Linked DNA regions of Homo sapiens: region 1 is linked to region 2. A link is an interaction called in ENCODE POLR2A ChIA-PET data of the cell type or tissue named here. Cell type or tissue: PC-3. All regions are shown on one strand.

Region 1 (2,500 bases), 230 kb after region 2:
TGCATTGCTTCCTTTGGAGGGCATAACTGTTGGCTCTGAGAGTTTTTTAGTCAAGAAAAATGAGACATTCTAAAGTTGAGATGAATGAAAATGAGTTAGAAAATATTCATATGTGTACAGAAAATTATACAGCCTTTTGTTCAGTTAATACTATCCTATAATAAACAAGTTTATTTTATAAGTAGGGAAATTACATAGACATACATTAAAAATAAGAACCAATTAAAATCCTTTCTAGAATGATAGGATAAAATAAATTATACACATACAAGAACTATTTTATGTAGCTTGCAAATATAATGAAATATTTTCTAAGGTAATAATGTGTGTGTTTCCTAAATAAGAACCATTTGGGAAGAAAGTACTTTTGGATTATTTAGAATGAATTTATAGAACATTTAAACAAATACTCGGTTACTAAAAGCTTCTCAGATAGATTCCAGATGGGCAACTACTTTGCATACTTTTCAATAAGTTTTTTTTTTTCCTCTAAAGCAACCCTGATAACTTTAATGACAAAGCTGATCAAATTCTGAATAATTCTTGGATTATAAAAAGGTTCTATGGCTGAGACTTTGAGTGGAATAAATGTGCTGAGCCAGCTAGGGAGATAATGAAGCAGGCTGACTGAAAAATTGTATATAAAAGAAAAATAGAGATAGCAAATATTTCTCAGTATGAGTAGTAGAAAAATCTCTGAGAATCATCTTATGTATTGTGACATTTTGTTAATTATTCTTTCTTTTTTGTTGTTGTTGTTGTTGCCTGAGCTGGAGTACAGTGGCCCAATCTTGGCTCACTGCAACTTCCGCCTCCCGGGTTCAAGGAATTCTCCTGTCTCAGCCTCCCGAGTAGCTGGGATTACAGGCGCCCGCCACCATGCGTGGCTAATTTTTTTGTATTTTTAGTAGAAACGGGGTTTTACCATGTTGGCCAGGCTGGTCTCAAATTCCTGACCTTGTGAACTGCCCACCTCGGCCTCCCAAAGTGCTGGGATTACAGGCGTGAGCCACCACACCCGGCTAATTATTCTTTCTAAGGATTATATGTTGGTCTTTGTGCATTAGCTCCAAAATACCATGTTGTCAATATGTTTAGAAATTCATCTGCTACAGGTATTAAATCTTTGTAGTGAGATAATATTTTTTTTTAATTCTGATTTAAATTTTGCCTTTTTTCTTTCTTTCTTTCAAACTATTACACTGGATGATTACCACTATCCCTTTGACCAGGGGCTGGACAAAGCTTGTATTTCCAGTATTTTTTGTAATTAAGTCCTCATGTTGAACCTGCAATACATTGGCTCTTGCTGAGGAATAGATTGTATTACTGTATTAGTGAATTGGCCTGTATTTAAGGTAGAATTATTTATCAAAAACAATGATTTAAAAATGAAAATGTTGAATTAAAAATATAACTTCAGTCACATGGAAGCAAGAACTTCTATTTCAGTTTTGAATGTTGGGGAGATATATAGGAATAGAATAAGGTTGTTCTTTACTATTAGCAGTATTTTCTTTTGGTGGGCATTCTTCTTGGAGAACTGTGAATCAAAGGGAAGTGTTAATTTAAGTCACACTTCTAATCACTCTGACTTACCTACTTGAGATCGAATTTCAAATATGTCCCTGTGCCCCATAAAGCCCTTTAAAGGGATAACTTTAGGAAGAAATGGCACAACCATCCAAAGAGATTTGGCAGCGGTTGATTGACATAATAAATAATGACCATCTGTACCCTGTAGCAGTCCACCAAGAAGCACAGTTAGTCCCTGCAGCCTGGGCAGACTGCTGGTTGTCTTCAGCAGGTGAACAAAGGAGACGTTGCTTATTTGATAGTTGTTCACTTTATTTAAAATGACTACATTTGTGAGGCAAAATTCTAAGATTTAGGTTTTAGCATTTTAAAACTAATTAGATTTTATTTTCAGTTATTTTTATAGCTTTTGCTTATTACTGTATCTACTTGTATAAAGATGTGGGATTTACATAGTGTTTTCATTAAAAGTACTATATTAATGACAATTTTGTTGAAACCTTATTTTTAAGTGATTTTATATTTTATAGAAAATTTGGAACAGAGTTATTGTGGGAAAATGGAATATTTGTCATTTATCTAGTGGAAATAAGTGGTATAGAGACCGAAGTTGAGTCATTATTTTTTTAGGTTACAGATTACATAAAGATTATACAAAATTGACTCATAACTCTGCCAGTTATATTGACATACTTGATTACAACTGTAAAGCTTTTTGTGATTTCATTTTTTGGCACAAAAACTGTGAATGTGCAAAATGCAAAGCTTTAGATTATAATCTAATGAATGCAGTAGATGAAGAGCAATCTATAATTCATTTGCATAGAAATAATTTCAAACAAAGTATGTAAATCATAAGTTAAAAAATCTGTTAGGAATAGAACTTGAAACTTAAAATAGAATTTATAACCCATTGTGTTTCAATTAATTAAAATTGATTGCATCATTATCTCTGAACTTGAAA
Region 2 (2,500 bases):
TATTGGACATTTGTACATTTTTCTTAGAGAACTGTCCATTCAAATCCTTTGTCCATTTTTTTGTTCGTTTTTCTTATTATTGAGTTGTAAAAATTCTTTATGTCCTCCATCCAGAAGTTCCTTATCATATATATATACACACACATATGTGTATATACATATATATGATATATATATATACATATATATATGATTTGTAAATATTTTCTCCCATTCTGTAGGTTGTCTTTTCACTTTCTTGATGGTGTCCTTTGAAGCATGGAAGTTTTAAATTTTGATGAAATCCAACTAATGTGTTTTTATTTTGTCATTTGTGCTTTTGTTGTTGTATCTAAGAAACCATTGCCTAAGCCAAGGTTACAAAGATTACTTGTATGTTTTATTCTGAGAATTTTATAGTTTTAGCTCTGATACTTAGGTATGTCATCCATTCACAGTTAATGTTTTGTGTGCGGTCCAAGGAAGGCATCCTGCTTCATTGTTTTGCATGTGGAAATCCAGTTGTCCCAGAACCAGTTGTTGAAAAGACTTTTCTTTTCCAATGGAATGGACTTGGCACCCATGTAGAAAATCACTTTACCATAAATGTAAAGATTTGCATTTGGCCCCTCTAGTCTATTCCATTGATTTCTATGTTTATCCAGATGCCATTACCATAGTGTGTTGATCACTGTAGCTTTTTAGTAGGTTTTGAAATCAGAAAGTGTGAATCTTCCAACTTCGTGCCTCTTTTCAAGTTATTTCATGTTATTTTGGCTCCCTTACTTTTCTGTATAGATTTTAGGATAGCTTGTCAAGTTCTATAAAAAAGCTAGCCGAGATATTAATATGGATTGTGTTAAATTTGTAGATCAAATTGGAGAATCTTTCTTAACAATATTAAATCTTTTGATCTGTGAACATGAATATTTCAATTTACTTAGTTCTTTTAAAATTACTTTCTTTTTTGAGACGGAGTTTTGCTCTTGTTGCCCAGGCTGGAGTGCAGTGGGCGTGATTTTGACTCACTGCAACCTCCACTTCCTGGTTAAGTGATTCACCTGCCTCAGCCTCCGAGTAGCTGGGATTACAGGCATGCGCCACCACGCACGGCTAATTTTGTATTTTTAGTAGAGACGGAGTTTCTCCAGGTTGATCAGGCTGGTCCCAAACTCCTGACCTCAGGTGATCCACCTGCCTCAGCCTCCCAAAGTGCTGGGATTACAGGTGTGAGCCACTGCACCTGGCCCTAAAATTACTTTCAACAGTGTCTTAAGCTTACAAGTTTTGCTTTTTTTTTTTGTAAAATTTATTCCTAAGTATTTTATTCTTTTTTGGTGCTTTTGTAATAGAATTGTTTTCTAATTTCATTTTTGGATTGTTCAATGATGGTATCTAGAAATATAATTTATTTTTCTATATTGTATAAATATAATTTATTTTGTATATTGACCTTGTACCCTGTACTATTACTTATTTTTTGTTTATATTTTAAATTTTGTGGATACATAGTAGGTATATATATTTATAGGGTACATGAAATATTTTGATACAGACATGCAGTGTGTAATAATCACATCAGGGTAAATGGGGTATCCATCACCTCAAGCATTTATCCTTTGTGTCACAAACAATTCAATTATACAGCTTTAGTTATTTGATAATGTACAATTAAATTATTATTGACTATAGTCACCCTGTTGTGCTATCAGGTACTAGGTCTTATTCTGTATATATTTTTTGTTCCCATTAACCATCCCAACTTTCCCCCTGCTTCCCACTACCCTTTATAACCTGTTGTAACCATCCTTCTACTCTTTGTCTCCAGGAGCTCAAGATTGTCTTTCTGTGTCTGGCTTATTTCACTTAATATAATGACTGTGTCTGGCTTATTTCACTTAACATAACGACCACCAGTTCTATCCATGTTGTTGCAGATAACAAGATCTCACTCTTTTTAATGGCTGAATAGTACTCCATTGCGTATATGTACCACATCTCTTTATTCATTCATCTGTTGATGGACACTTAGGTTGCTTCCAAATATTGGCTATTGTAAACAATGCTGCAAAAAACATAGGAGTGCAGATATCTCTTTGGTATACTGATATCTATTTTTTTTTTGGCGGGGCGGGGGGGGTGGTTATATACCCAGCAGCGGGATTGCTGGATTATATGGTAGCTCAGTTTTTAGTTTTTTGAGGAAGCTCCAAACTGTTCTCCATAGTGGTTGTACACATTCCCACCAGCAGCAGTGTTTCAGGATTCTCTCTTTTCTACATCCTTACTATTTGTTTTCTGGTTGTTTTATGGTCTTTTTCCTTTCCTGTCTTCCTGTCTTTCTTTTAGGGAAGGTAATTTTCTTTGTTAGTATGACTTAATTTTACTTTTTTTGTATTCATTGTATGTTTTTTTGATTTGAGGTTACCATGAAGCTTGCAAATACTGTTTTATAACCCAGTATTTTAAACTAATGACAAGTTAACATGATTGTATAAACAAACAAGCAAAAAGAAAACTA

The links. ChIA-PET counts read pairs that join two places held together with the same protein. Peaks named below come from ENCODE experiments on the same cell type or tissue, not always from the same donor. Only the 100,000 strongest peaks of a DNase experiment are listed, where the experiment ranks them.
Region 1: POLR2A ChIA-PET joins it to region 2 with 13 read pairs; 1 of 35 experiments calls an interaction of 5 or more read pairs at or near these places.

The regions. Positions count from the first base shown.
Region 1 is chr5:109,025,955-109,028,454 of GRCh38, forward strand. The region is part of intron 13 of FER (FER tyrosine kinase); the gene reads left to right. Among named protein-coding and RNA genes, the nearest start is that of FER, 280 kb to the left of the region's middle. In PC-3, no CTCF peak of the experiment used is centred here; no DNase peak of the experiment used is centred here; H3K27ac peaks cover 506 bases.
Region 2 is chr5:108,791,409-108,793,908 of GRCh38, forward strand. All of the region lies in intron 2 of FER (FER tyrosine kinase), which reads left to right. Among named protein-coding and RNA genes, the nearest start is that of FER, 45 kb to the left of the region's middle. In PC-3, no CTCF peak of the experiment used is centred here; a DNase peak (open chromatin) is centred at 1,023; H3K4me3 peaks cover 932 bases; H3K27ac peaks cover 753 bases.